Linked DNA regions of Homo sapiens: region 1 is linked to region 2. A link is a loop called in an ENCODE intact Hi-C map of the cell type or tissue named here. Cell type or tissue: GM12878. All regions are shown on one strand.

Region 1 (8,000 bases), 190 kb after region 2:
TTTTTATCCTTACATTTACACACTCTCTGTAGATAATGGACGTCTTAAAAATATACTCTCCATTCAGAGTAATCTCACTGCATTTGGTTCTGAAAAGAATACCTTCAATTCTAGTCTAATCTTCCCCTAGTTTTCCAGGACTTAGCAACCACCAGACCACTTGATAATTTTACAGATTTGTGTCCTAGGTTTCTCTAAGTTTTTCTCTTTCTAGATGGAATTCCTACTTTTAAAGTACATGTAAAATTTTGGTTAAAATGAAATTTGAAAAATGGCTTCTCAGGACATAATCCAACCTCAGTTACTTAAACAAAGCTACACACAGTAATTGCCAGCCTGTAAAGAGACCTCAGGTCCTTAATGGGAACTCTCTTCTTTTCCCTGGGTCTTTGTATTTGGAATATTTACTGTTTTACCAGAGGAAACAATGGATTCGAAAATAAAAAGGTTGTCTTATGAGCTACTTTTTAATGCTTTAAGAATTGGAATTTGCAAAATAAATTACAGTGGCGCTATTGAGAAGCTGGGAAAAACCCAACACCCTCCAGGAGTTAAAAAGTCTCTGTCCCTTCTTGAATGATCTGCTAAATAAACAGTTCTTACTGCATAACATCAGGAGACACATTACAGTTAAAGGATCCAAATAACTGCATTGAACTGATAACACATAGCTCTATAACAGGAAAAAAGTAATAAGTATGGCTGTAGAGCCCTATTTCTACCATCTCTTCTGGGGAAGATAACTTTCTATGCAAACTCATTTTTTTAATTCTACCACATTGTCTTCCTTTTCCAAACAGGATATAAAATGATTTCACAGGCATCTCTTGAGATGAGCACTGAGAAAAGTTTCCCTCGGCACAAAAACCCAGCCACCTCTTGAAGAACTCTAAAATTAGAAAGGCATTCTCTTTCATAAAAACGGAAGCAATGCTACTAACTCAGTTTGAGCAATTCCTCAAGGCCAGCATAACTACTTTTCTTCAGCCTCCTTGAGCTGTGACATTCTGTAAAATATATCAGGTTATCAAGCCTCTAATTGGCCCCTTGGAAAGATCATTTTCTTACTATTAATGTTAAGCTTTAGAACATTCAGTCCTTTCAGGAGTTCCTTATCAGAAGGCAATAGGTTCTGCTTGACTTGTTTGCCTGCACAATGCCCGCTGTGTTTTGGAAAACTGAGAATTCTTTACTCTTTCTTTTCTTTTTTTTTTTTTTTTGAGACGGAGTTTTGCTCTTGTCGCCCAGGCTAGAGTGCAATGGGGTGATCTCAGCTCACTGCAACCTCCGCCTCCCAGGTTCAAGCAATTCTATTGCCTCAGCCTCCTGAGTAGCTGAGATTACAGGCACCTGCCACTACACCCAGCTAATTTTTGTATTTTTAGTAGAGACAGAGTTTCACCACATTGGCCAGGCTGGTCTCGAACTCCTGACCTTGTGATCCACCCACCTTGGCCTCCCTAAGTCCTGGGATTACAGGGATGAGCCACCGTGATCGGCCACTCTTTAGTCTTTCAACTGGGTCATTTTAAATTTCTCTTATGTATTTAAGTTACACCCAAAAATTTGGCTGGAGAGGCAGCACTGTGCAGTGGATAAAGGGCTGACCTAGGAGTCACAAGATGGAGTTCTACTCTGAGTTTTCTATTTACCAACCACACGACCATGGAGAGTAGTTTAATACACCTGAGTTCCCTCAACTATAAAATGGGAACAATTAAAACAACAACAACCAACACCATTATATCTACTTCACAGGCTAATTGTAAGGACCAAATAAGATTATGCAATAATAATGATTACATTTGCAAAGAATTTACAGTTTACAGAAAGCTCTTTCACATTTATTAGTTCATGTAATTCTGTAGGAGCAGTTTAAAAATTATAAAGGGCTATGTTAGGCATTGTGACAATTACATGCATGAAATTTCTCTCAAATCAGCCAGGCCCAAAATCAGAGTAAACCTCTTTAACTGTTTACAGCATTTCTTCCAATTTGTATATATAACCCCATTTATTAAACTTTAATTCCTTCTAGTGTCATTTTTTCTTTTAATATATTTCTAGAAGGTAAAAACCATACCCTTCTATAAGAAGAAAGCCACATTCAAATCTGTCCATTAAAACAGCTCAGATTCTAACTTGCTCATTTATTTGCTTTGTTTTATATATTTATTGTTTTGTTTAATTGTAGCACATAAGTAGGCTTGATGATATGATTTATAAAAAAGACCGTGCCAAAAAATGTAAACCCACCTCATTGCTTCTTATGTAAGAATAACATTAATAATCATGGTAATAGTTTTATGTCAATAAGCACATTTGAAAACTGCTGTGGTAGTCATTAGTGCTGCTCCACAAATACCTACATTTCTCCTCCCTCCCAGCATTATAGTGAGATTGCATTCCAGGCCTGACCCCGAGTCCCACCCCTCAACACACACTTGTTAGGTATCTCCATGTGACTGGCTTTGGCCTACAATGCCTCAGTGGAAATGACATATGTCACTTATGGGTGGAAGCTTTAAGAGCCAATGAGCAATATATCACAAACTCTCTTCTTCCCCTCGGTCAAGGTGACCAGCAATGCTAGTAATAGCATTTGCTCTGTCAGCCTGGATCCTGGAGTGATGATGACACGAATCAGACCTTGAGGCAACCAAAAATATGTAGCAAGAACAAGAAATAAACCTTTGTTATTTTAAGCAATAAGTTTCAAAGTTGTTTGTTCCTGCAACATAATGGCCCGTCCTGAATAACATAATGGTTACAATCCTGGGCTCTAAAGTCAAAAAATCAAATTTACGTCCCAGTTTAGATGTACAATCTTTTTTTTTTTTTTTTTTTTTTTGAGACTGAGTCTCTCACTGTCGCCCAGGCTGGAGTGCAGTGGCTCGATCTCGGCTCACTGCAAGCTCCACCTCCCAGGTTCACGCCATTCTCCTGCCTCAGCCTCCCGAGTAGCTGGGACTACAGGCGCCTGGCCACCACGCCTGGCTAATTTTTTGTATTTTTAGTAGAGACAGGGTTTCACCGTGTGAGCCAGGATGGTCTCGATCTCCTGACCTTGTAATCTGCCTGCCTTGGCCTCCCAAAGTGCTGGAATTACAGGCTTGAGCCACCGCACCCGGCCTTAAATGTACAATCTTAAATAAGTTATAGAATCTCACTGAGCCTTAGTTTCCTCATTTATAAAGTGGGCAAAAAACAGTACCTACTACACAGGGTTATTTTGAGGTATGTACAGGCATACCTCATTTTTTTGTGCTTCACAAATACTGTGTTGGGTTTTTTAAAATAAATTGAAAGTTTGTGGCAACCTCACATAGAACAAGTCTATCGGCACCATTTTTCCAACAGTGTGTGCTCACTTGGTATCTCTGTGTCATATTTTGGTAATTCTCGCAATATTTCAAACTTTTCATATCTTTTATGGTGAGCTGTGATCAATGATCTTTGTTGTTACTGTTGTAATTGTTTTGGGGTGCAATGAATCAAGTCTATATAAGATGGTGAACTTAATTGATAAATGTCGTGTGTATTTTGACTGCTCCACCAACTGGCCATTCCCTCATTTCTCTCCCTTTCCTTGGCCCTCCCTGTTCCCTGAGACATAACAATATTGAAATTAAGCCAATTAATAAGTCTACAATGGCCTCTAAGTGTTCAAGTGAAAGGGCTGCACATCTCTTACTTAAATCAATGGAAAGCTGACATAGGCCAAATGCTAGGCCTCTTGTACCAAAGTTGGTCAAGTTGTGAATGCAAAGGAAAGGTTCTTGAAGAAAATTAAAAGTGCTACTCCAGTGAACACACAAATGATAGGAACACAAAACAGCCTCATTGTTCATATGGAGAAAGTATGCGTGGTCTGGATACAAACTAACCAGCCACAACATTCCCTTCAGCCAAAGCCAAATCTAGAGAAAGGCCCAAACTCTCTTCAGTTCTATGAAGGCTGAGAAAGGTGAGGAAGCTGCAGAAGAAATGTTGGAAGCTAGCAGAGGTTGCTTCATGATGATTGGGAAAGAAGCCATCTTCGTGATACAAAAGTGCAAGGTGAAGCCGCAAGTGCTGATATAAAAAGTGCAGCAAGTAATTCAGAAAATCTAGCTAAAGTAAATGCTGAAATTGGCTACACTAAACAGAAGACTTTAAATATAGACAAAACAGCCTTTCATCGGAAGAACATGCCATCTAGGACTTTTATAGCTAAAAAGGAAAAGTCAATGCCTGGCTTCAAAGCTTCAAAGGACAGGCTGACTCTCTTGTTACGGGCTAGTGCAGCTGGTGACTTTAAGCTGATGCCAAAGTTCATTTACCATTCTGAAAATCCTAGGGCCCTTAAGAATTATACTAAATCTGCCTGTGCTCTGTAAATGAAACAACAAAGCTGGGATGACAGTACATCTGTTTACAGCATGGTTTTCTGAATGTGTTAAGCCCACTGTTGATGCCTACTGCTCAAGAAAAAAGATTCCTTTGAAAATATTACTGTTTATTGAGACATGCACTTAGTCACCCAAGAGCTCTGATGGAGATGTACAAGGAGATTATTGTTGTTTTCACATCTGGTAACACAATAGCTATTCTGCAGCCCATGGACCAAGGAGTAATTTCAATTTTCAAGTCTTATTATTTAAGAAACGCATTTCATTAGGCTGTAGCTACCATAGATAGTGATTCCTCTGATGGATTTTGGCAAAGTCAATTGAAAACTTTCTGGGAAGGATTCACCACTCTAGATGCCATTAAGAACATTTGTGATTCATGGAAGGAGGTCAAAATACCAAGATTAACAGTCTGGAAGAAATTGATTCCAACACCCCACGGATGACTTTGAGGGGTTCAAGATTTCATGGGGGAAAATAACCACAGATGTGGTGGAAATGGCAAGGGAAACAGAATTAGAAGTGAAGCCTGAAGATGTGACTGAACTTCTGCAATCACATGATAAAACTTGAATGAATAAGAAGTTGCTTTTTGTGGATGAGTAAAGAAATGGTCTCTTGAGATGAAATGTACTCCTGATGAAGATGTTGTGAACATTGCTGAAATAACAAAACATTTAGAATATTACATACATTTAATTGATAAAGCAGCAGCAAGGTTTGAGAGGACCGACTTCAATTTTGAAGAAAAGTTCTACTATGAGTAAAATGTTATCAATCAGCATCTACAGAGAAAACTTTTTGAAGAGTCAATGTGGCAAACTTCATTCTTGTTTTATTTTAATAAATTACCATAGCCACCCCAACCTTCAGCGACCACCACACTGATCAGTCAGCAGCTGTCAACAATGAGGCAAGGCCCTCTGCCAGCAAAATGATTACAACTTGCTGAAGGCTCAGATAATCATTAGCATTTTTAGCAATAAAGTGTTTTTAAGACATGCACATTTTTAGATATAATGATATTACACACTTAATGGACTACAGTACAGTGTAAACATAACTTTTATATGCACCGGAAAACCAAAAACTTTGTGTGACTTGCTTTATTGTGACATTCACTTTATTAAGGTGATCTGGAACTTAACCCTCAACATCTCTGAGGTATGCCTATATGTCTATAAAAAGTGTCTGGCACACAGTAAGTGCTCAGTCAATATTTATCATATGAGTCCCATAATAATCTTGTATGGCAAAAAATACTTACCCTTCCGATATAAAGATAAAAACTAGAAGCCAACAAAGAAAATAGAAGTCAACATGCCAAGTTTACATACTTGTACTATCCATATTATAACTGCATATTAGATATTCAGAAGAAATAAACCTTTCCTGGTGCTAAGGCTGAAAGAAAACTATTCTCTGTAGATTTTAATACAGAGACACTAACTAGAGAAGTAAAACTCCTCTCAGCCTACCATTCTGTGGATCTGTTTCATCAGAATTACCAGGAGTGTTTGTTAACAATACATATTCCCAGGTAATACCTCAGATCTGTAGTTTACAAACACTTCAGATAATTTTGCTGTGCAATGAGGCCTTGGAAACACAAAATTTTGATAAAACAAATCAAAGAAGACCTAAATAAATGGAGAGACATAAAATTTTCTTGGATTTAAAGACTCCACAAAAGGTCTTTAGGTGAAAGAGTGTTTAGATGTCTCCTAAGAAATAAATTTAATGAAATCCCACTAGGTCTTTTGTAAATATAGACAAGCTGATTCTAAAATTATGTGAAAAGGCAAAGGACTAAAATAGCCAAAGATATTTTGGAGAAAAAACACATTTAGAAGACTCATAGAACCCAAATTTAAGACACGCTATAAAACTAAAATATTAGCCGGGCGCAGTGGCTCATGCCTGTTATCCCAGCACTTGGAGGCCGAGGCAGGAAGATCACGAGGTCAGGAGATCAAGACCATCCTAGTTAACATAGTGAAACCCCGTGTCTACTAAAAATACAAAAAATTAGCCAGGCCTGGTGGTGGGCACCTGTAGTCCCAGCTATTCAGGAGGCTGAGGCAGGAGAACGGCATGAACCCAGGAGGCAGAGTTTGAAGTGAGCCGAGATCGCACCACTGCACTCCAGCCTGGGGACAGAGCAAGACTCTCTCCAAAAAAAAAGAAAAAAGAAAAAAGAAAAAAACACTAAAATATTAAGATTGACTGGTATTGGCAAAAAGATAAATATATAGCTCAATGAAAGACAACAGATAATCCAGAATTAGATTCATGTGCATATGGTAAATTGATTTTAACAAAGGTGAAGATTCCATTTAATGGGGACAATATTGTCTTTTCAAAATAATGATGCTGACAGAGTCTCAAAGAGATATTTGTACTCCTATGTTCATAGCAGAATCATTTGCAATAGCTAAAAGGTAGAAGCAACCCACGTGTCTATTGATAGATGAATGGATAAACAAAATGTGATATATTCATACAATATTATTTTAAGGGTGAATATTATTCAGCCTCAAAAAGGAAGGAAATTCTGACACATGCTGCAATATGGATGAACCTTGAGAACATTACATTAAGTAAAATAAACCAGTCAGAAAAAGACAAATATTGTATAATTCCACTTATAAGAGGTATCTAAAGAAGCCAAATTCATAGAAACAGAAAGCAGAATGCTGGTTGCCAAGAGCTGGTAGACAAGGTGAAATGGGGAGTTGTTGTTTAAAGGGTATAGAGTTTCAGTTTTGCAAGATGAAAAAGTTCTAGAAATTGGTCACACAATAATGTGAATATAATTAATACTACTGGACTGTATACTTAGAAATGGTTAAAACAGTAAATTTTATGTTATATGTTTTTCCCACAATGTAAGATTTTTTAATAAAGGTAAATGGTGCCAGAAAAACTACAGAGAAAGTAGATTAGTGGTTTCCTAGAGCAGGTTTAGGGGTCAATGGAGATAACAGTAAATATATATAGACGTGATCATATTGGGGTGATAAAAAAGGTTCTAAAACTGATTCATGATGATGGTTGCAGAACTTGGTAAATTTGGTTCTAAAATATCATTGAATTGTATGCTTTAAAAGAGCAAATTACATGATATGCAAAATATGCCTCAATAAAGTTATTAAAATTATTCAAGGGACACTATTCCTAAGTAATTTTATATCTGTTTTGTGTTATTATAAATTATTCTTAGATATGATACCAAAAATATAATCTATAAAAGAAAGTCTACTTTATTGAATTTAAAGTTGATAGAAGAGTCTTTGGCAAAACACACTATTAAGATAATAAAAAGATAAGCTACAAACTAAGATAAAAAGTGCAAATCACGGCTGGGCGTGGTGGCTCACACCTGTAATTCCAGCACTTTGGGAGGCCGAGGCAGGCGGATCACAAGGTCAGGAGATCGAGACCATCATGGCTAACACAGTGAAACCCTGTCTCTACTAAAAGTACAAAAAAAAAAAAATAGCCGGGAGTGGTGGCAGGCGCCTGTAGTACCAGCTACTCAGGGAGGCTGAGGCAGGAGAATGATGTGAACCTGGGAAGCGGAATTTGTAGTGAGCTCAGATCGTGCCA
Region 2 (8,000 bases):
GACTGCTTTCTCATTTCTCCACTTGGCATGGACATTTTTCGTCTTTCCTGACCTTCCTAACACCAGAAACCCCAACTCTGCTGATGAACAACAGTAATCAGTAAGTGATCATGGATACCGATAATATGTTATCCAGAGAAGAATGACTCTAATGATGGTGATTTTAGACATCAAAGTGAGCTAAACGGCATATGAGCCACATGGGTAGCTGGGGATTTTCTCAGGGACCAAGTAGAATGGAAGAGAAAAGAATTCAGATCCTTAGTACACCCTCGGGTCTATTTTCCTATGTTCCTGATTTAACTCTGGCCCAGAAACACTGACAAAAAGCCCTGTCCTCAGGGTTATATTAATCTCCATAATGCATACAAGTCACAGCTCTGATCTCTACTCTCCCTACCCTCATTCCCACTCATGATTCCCCACCCTCTGAATTATTGTCAAAGATCCCTGGAGAGCAGTGAGGGAAGGGGTAAATTATATGTATTTGTGTTTACATCCAAAAAATGAAATCAGTAATAGAAATCCAGACAAAGTCCTAAAACAAAATGATGGAGCAGGCAAAAACAGCCAGGCCATCATTAAATGATCATATTATGAAATGGGATTAATTTTATTCAACAATCATCTTGTAAAGGCATATTAATCAAAAGCTTCCTAAATATAAATAAAACAAGGCACAAAGAGAATGGGCAACATTTTCCCCCTATTGCTTGAGGTGTTATATTTATAATCCGTACTTCTACAGAAAAGATCCTAAAGCTGAGGGAGGCCACAAGCACATTTCCATATTCTTAGCAAACCCAGAGATAAAAAAAAGTCAAGTCAAGGACATCAATCCTGGCACTGAAATTACATCCATCTCTCAGGAAGATGACACACAAGCCAGTCAAACAGACAGAGTTGGTCAAAACGTGTCTTAAAGAGGTTGATAGAGGCTTGACATCTGAGCACAGCTCTGGAAGATAGAAGTAATTTCCCTGAAAGATAGAAAATGACTTGGAGGTTTAAAGTGATTGCAACCTCTGGAGGCAATAACAGCAGAATGTATTTGCCAAAAATGATAATGCCATCTTAAGCTGTTTAGCAAATATGAATAAAATGATGTCTTGTTCCTTTTTAAGCATTAGGTGCCAAGTCCTGAATGAAGTGCTTTTTATGTGCATTATATTGTTTAATCCTCACAACAGCCCAGAGAATATCATTATTATTTTCATTTTAAGAATGAGAAAATGGAGGCCCAAAAAAGTTAAATACCTTGCTCAATATAACATAGTAAAAGACAGAGCTGCTATTTGAACCCAGAAAGCTCTTAACCATTTGTTAGATCGCTCCTTTGGGTGATTTGGGACTCACACTCCTAGAGAGAAATTGATAACATGTCCAGAAAAGGTGACCAAGGCTGTGAGGGGACTCCAAACCATGCAATGTGTGGAAAAGTTCAAGAAACTAGAGATATTTAGCCTGGAAAAAAAAAAAAAAGACTCAGTTAGACACAAGATCCATGAACTCATGGATTATGTGTCTTTTAATCACCCATATACCCTTAATTTCTACCCTAATGCCTAACATATAGTAGGTTCTCAATAAATATTTGTTGAATAACTGGATGAATGAATTAATAGCAAAAAAAAGATGAATGCATTACTTCAGTGCTGTCTTGAGATGTACAAATGCTAATCATGTGGAAGAGATATTATTCTAATATTCTGTGTGATTCTAGGAGCAGAAGTTATAAGGTGTCAAATCTTAACTAAAAATAAGAAAGATACACTAAGAATTATTATGGTCCAGCAGGAGAATGGGGTTATCCCAAGAAATTGTAAACTTCTTGATTATAGTAGTAATTTTTTTATTGACAATGAACAGATAAGACAATTTTGTGTTTTTGTTACCCTTGTACAGATAAAAAGCAGAACAAAAAGACTTGCTGACTCACTAAAGGTTATCAAGTTGACTTTTTAGGTTCAAGCCATCATCCTTACCTTTTTTATTTTTTCTTTAGAGATGGGGTCTTGCTATTTTGCCCAGGCTGATCTCAAGCTCTTGGCCTCAAGTGATCCTCCCACCTCAGCCTTCCCAATAGTTGGGATTACAGGCATGCGCCACGGTGCCCAGCCCATTCTTACTTTTTGAGTTTAAACCACAAATTTCATTATAAATATCTAAACTCAGGCACATGTATATAAAGTGGTAGTTTGCTTGAGTTTATAAACATGATTTGGATTTGATTTTTCTACTCCAACTCTATACTTTTTCTTCTTAATTTTTATGGGTATATAGTGTGTGTATATATTTATGAGGTATATGAGACATTTTGACACAGGTATACAATGTGTAATCACATTCAACTCTATATTGAAACCTACTTAATTAGTCCTCAGAATTGCTGGCCAATAAGTTGCTAACTAACACATTTGAAAAACCAATAGATCAATGCTGCTTAAGGTAGTCCGCTTGCCCTAGTCAGTTGCTTGGAAGCAAATCTTCACGGATTACACTGCCTGTGGCCTAGTTAGGCATAATTTCTTCCTCCTGCCCAGGCCTCATGCTGGAGAGTAGGCTTCTTACTGAAATGCAAAGCTTTTCAAGGATTTCTACATGTGTTGAGAAATAAGCCATTCTGGAAAAGGGCTTTGCAGTGGGAGGCAAGGTACAGAGATAGAGTTTGGGATTTGCCCTATATTCAGCTTTTCAGAGGACACTGCGCTATTATAGTCCAAGCTCAGCCATATCAAATGTACTATTCCCTGAAGGTTGAATGAACTCCAACAGAGTTGACACACTGGTTCGCAGGAGCCTCCCTCCTCAGCAGAGAAACTATTAAGATCTACAGGCTGAAGAAGTATTCCCCACTGATAAAGTCAGTGAAATAACCACCATATTCATTAGAAAAGAACTCCTCTTACCACAGCTAGGAAACAGAAGTACAGCCTACCTGGCAAGATGTCCAACTAACAGTAATTAGCCACCTAGCTCCCAAAAGCTTCAAATCACAGTACTTGCCACAAACATGCCGCCCACTACCAAGAGAGAAGTTTCTAACAAAATGAAGTTTTTTTTTTTTAAGAGCACTTGACAAAAGGTGCTAAAATACTCAGAATAAAATCTCAAATTGGAGCTGTCAAAGACATCGGGATAAAGCACTGCAAAATACACGCCTGAATGTGCTGTGCTGCTTCAAGCCAGACCACACTGCCACCTACTGAACAAGAATGTGCATTCTCTTGGCCTCCTGTATACTGAATGCTTCCTGATATTCATTCTGAGAAATGTGGCCATTCTTTTCCCCCTTCTCAGAGCAGTTTGGCAGCAGGACAGTCAGCCCCCTCTGTGAGCCAGCAGCACCATCTTCTCTGGTGCCCACCTACCATAGGAAACTTGAAGTAACTGGATGGCAAGCCAGCACGATTAGACACTGACTCATTTGTTCCATGACAGAAGTTGGGGGAGGCAGAGTCCAAATGAATGTGAAGAGATGCACACATACTGAAAACAACTGAATCACAAGGCAACCACAGGGAAGAAACTGCTGACAAGCATTTGAAACAAGGCACCCATAACCATGAATCACTCAGCATAACAGCTGGGTACCAAATGATTTGTAAATCTAGAAGATTCAGAGATAACTTTGCAGGAACAACCTACATGAGACACAACTCTTAGTTCAGATGCCCTGCACTAAAACAACTGAAAAGCAGCAATGGGCATTGTACTAATTTCTTCCCCAACTGTTACTTGCCACCAAGCACCCACAATTAGTGCCCTAGTTTCAAACCTGAAATCACAAATTACATGGGGAAAGAGTTGCAGGCTGAGAGGCTGATACTTCCATTAGCCACTTAAGTCTTTTCCATGAAAATTGGTAAAGATAATTTCTCTTCTCACGACAGAGACAGGGAACAAGAAGAGAAAAAAGGAAAGGAGAAAAGAAAAAAAGGAGGGAATAACAGTGGCATCTCCATTTACTAAATGCATGTTATAAACCTGATACTTCTGTAGGCATTTTAATATGCCACTATTCCTAAACCACTAAACAATATGACTAGTTTTACAGAAGAGAAAACTGAGGCTCAAAACAGTAAAAGCACTTGCCCAAGATCATATCGATAATGAGAGACAGAATCTGGATTGTAAACCGGAAGTAACTGGTTATTATGAAAGAAGAGAGAGAGAGAGAAAGAAAGAAGCTACTTGGCCAGAGCTGCTGTCTGTGGTCAGATGAGCAAGTTGTTCTTTTTCTGTACCAAAATTAGGCAGAGAGCGGTAGCTTACTTGAAACCTGATCAATTTTGCTAGGCTTGTAAGTGGTGTAAATGTGGCTAGGCAAAACCAAACCAAACTTGTCAGAAGTCATATTTGTCTACCCTTCCTCTAACTGGTTTCCATGAGCATAGACACAGTATTACCTCCAACTCTTAAGAATCTGTGTTCAAGAGAGGGGTTTGGGCCATTTTCCACAGAGATGGATAATCAAAAACTCACTAATTGCCAAGTGAATCCATGGCTTACCACATTGTTGAGGTGGCAAAACTTGTCACTCCAAACAATGATGTTGTATAGTGAAAATTCAGAAAGTGTCTGAAACCTTCCAGCAATTTTCTATGATTCATAGCACTTTTGAGAATGGATAAACCAAGTTCACACGGATGCTAAGAACTGTACTAAGAACTACCTTCTCCCAAACTTTCCCTAGTACAAAGTAAACAGTTAAGCATTGCAATTATAGTCAAGTACATATCAACCTAGGATGCCAGAGCTACAAAGGAACTTGGACACCACCTAATCTGATCCTCTTATTTGAAAAATGAAAGGACTGATAACAGAAAAAAAAAATCCTTATCCAACTTCTTCTTTCTATCATTCATTCAAGAGCTCCAAAGACCCATCAAACTACTGTTGTTGAATGTGCTGGGGAATGTGAACAAAGTGAAAGACATAATCTTTGCCCTCAAGGATTTTCTGATACAGTTCAAACTGTAGATCCTTTTTATTTTATTATTTTATTTTATTTTGAGACAGAGTCTTGCTCTGTCACCCAGGATGGAGCACAGTAGTGTGATCTCGGCTCATTGAAGCCTCTGCCTCCCAGGTTCAAGCAGTCCTGTCTCAGCCTCCCAAGTAGCTGGGATTATAGTTGTGCACCACCATGCCTAACTAATTTTTGTATTTTTAGTAGAAATGGGGTTTCCTCATGTTGGCCAGGCTGGTCTCAAACTCCTGACCTCATGTGATCCACCCGCCTCAGCCTCCCAAAGTGCTGGGATTACAGGTGTGAGCCACCACACACGGCCTGTAGATCCTTTCTAAAGGACAACATTCTGTGGATCTGCCCATGATAGCATTATACTGGTGGTGTTCACTGAGTATGAAAATTGGCAACGACCAAAAGTTGCTATGAATTCAGTCATGCTCTTAAATATATTTGTATTTAAATAAAACCTGCACCTGAATCTGAAAATGGTATATATATATTTTTTTTGAGAAATTATTTAGTTTCCAAACTTTGTTTTTCTTTTTTTCAGAAAGCACCAAGGGCAATACTTTGTAGCTGCAGGTTAGAGGCAGGGAACTGCTGCTACAGAGAAAAAAACTGAAAACACTACAGCGAGATCCAACTTCATACTTTGGCAGAACTGGAAGTGACTGACTTACATGATATGTTTTAATGGATGCCAGGAAGGTTTACCTGCCCCAATATATTTTCCTTCCCACTCTTTCATATCCTTTACTTCCCTCTGCTATACTCCACACTCTCAACTTTCTGAAATTTCAAAGACCAAAGCACATATGGCTTTACAAACAATTGCTGCTCAAATCTAGCCTCTCAGAAAGGTGTACAAGCAATCACATATACTTTTACATAGGTTCCCTAGCTGAGTCTGGATAAAGGGCATTACGAAGTGGGTGAATAACAATTCACTTCTACTTGGAAAAACCTGAGAAGAGTCTGGGCAGGGTATACCAGCAGTTGGGTAGGGGTGAGGGCTTAGCAATCTGGAGACAGCATGAAGATTTACTTGATGCCTAGGAGGCAGGAGAATTACGGTAAGGAGACAAGATGAAAGAAACATTATCAAAGGTAACTTTTACTAAAATTAAAATGTTTCCTTGGATCATCTCATACTAGAGAGTGTTACAAGAGTACATCATAGAGTGGTAAGTGGTATAGTACACAAACTAATGTGGCAGAGAAGTTAAGATAATAAACAAGAGCTCATTGCATTTTGGACTATTTTGTGAAGACTTCATGGAGAAGTGGGATCTGAACTGGACCTTAAAGTATACGCAGAATTTGAAGAGGTGAGGAAAAGGTATCTCAGATTTAGACAAAATCATTAAGCAGGAGTAAACATTGGGAATAGAGGGGGAAACAATGATCAAGTCAGCTTGAATGGAACAATGAGTAGGTATTGAGAGTCATGAGAAATAAGGTTGGGGAGAGATGGTGGCACAATATCATGGCAGGTCTTGGTATCAGATGAAGGAATTCATCCTTGATGCAGGCAATGGGAGTCTTCACATGCTCTGGAACAGGTGAGTGACACAATGAAAAGAATGCATTAGTCTAACAGGAAAATGCAGGGTATTGTTATTGCACATGGGCTTCAAAGTTAAAATCCCAGCTTTTTCCATTTATTAGCTATGAAGCCATGGACAAGTTATGTATATTCTGTATGTTACTGGTTTTTAATCTCTAAAATGGTAATATTAATATATACCTCACTGAGTCATTATGAGAATCAAACTAATCTTCAAAAAGTACATTAGTACAATGCCTAGCACACAAGAGTTCATAAATAGCAGCTTTTATGCTAATAATCATATTATTATCATCATTACCAACAATAATATCAAGGGAAGCAATTAGAAAGCTATGGTAATAGTAATCTAAAATTTAGGCCTTGGTCAAGCATGGTGGCTCATGCCTGTAATTCCAGTACTTTGGGAGGCCAAGGTAAGCAGATTACTTGAAGTCAGAAACTCGAGACCAGCCTGGCCAATACCGCAAAACACTGTCTCTACTAAAAATACAAAAATTATCCAGGTGTGGTGGCACACACCTGTAATTCCAGCTACTCAGTAGGCTGAGGCATGAGAATCTCTCGAACCTGGAGGCAGAGGTTGCAGTGAGCCGAGATTGTGCCACTGCACCCCAGCCTGGGCGACAGAGCAAGACTCTGTCTCAGTACATACATACGTACATACATACATACATACATACATACATACATACATACATACATACAATTTAGGCCTAGATAATCTCCTAGACTAGCCCATTTGCCGAGGTCACAGAAAGGAGAAATTGACTCTCAAAAATATTCAAAGGAAAGATTCAACACAATTTGGGGACAGATAGAACATGAAGGGTAAAGAAGAAAGAAGTCAGAAAGAAGATTCCAGGGCATAGGAGCCATGGATAACAGCAGTACACACAAACAGCAAAAATGAAGAAAAGAATGCAAAGAGTGGGTGGTCTGGGTGGTATAAGAGATTATTATTTTTTGTAAAACATTGAGTTTGAGGAGATTTAAATATACTCAAGTGATGATATTCTGACCAATATTTGAAAATAGTGTATTAAGGTCCTTAGGACAGGAATGGAAAAGTAGATTTGAGAAGCAACTACAAGGAGTTGAAGATGGAGAGTAGATAAACTTGCCAAAACAATAAATTTACCAGGAGGAGCACAGAGAAAGGAAAACAGAGCCTTGAAGAACAACCACAATTGTGAAATAAGGTAGAAGAAAAGTGTAAGAAGTTTTTAAGAAGTGGGGAGAGAAAATAAACAGTACTTATCTTTAAGAATAGTTACACTAGAGTGCATTATAAAGGATTCAAATTAATCACAAAAGGGAATTTCCAAGCTAAGGTTGGAATGGTCTTTTAAAAAGATATGGTTATCTGCTGGAATAATTTACAGATTACTTATAATTTAAAAGGTAATTATAAACATACATTTATTCAAAAAGCATCTACTGGAGTTCTACAAAGAA

The links. Peaks named below come from ENCODE experiments on the same cell type or tissue, not always from the same donor. Only the 100,000 strongest peaks of a DNase experiment are listed, where the experiment ranks them.
Region 1: it touches region 2 in a loop (1.9-fold over the local background); 1 of 110 quality-filtered maps calls a loop at or near these places.

The regions. Positions count from the first base shown.
Region 1 is chrX:121,111,387-121,119,386 of GRCh38, reverse strand. No RefSeq gene overlaps it. Among named protein-coding and RNA genes, the nearest start is that of GLUD2, 68 kb to the right of the region's middle. In GM12878, no CTCF peak of the experiment used is centred here; no DNase peak of the experiment used is centred here.
Region 2 is chrX:121,303,911-121,311,910 of GRCh38, reverse strand. No RefSeq gene overlaps it. Among named protein-coding and RNA genes, the nearest start is that of MIR3672, 63 kb to the left of the region's middle. In GM12878, a CTCF peak has its summit at 3,209 (motif pointing left); DNase peaks (open chromatin) are centred at 3,460 and 4,270; H3K27ac peaks cover 295 bases.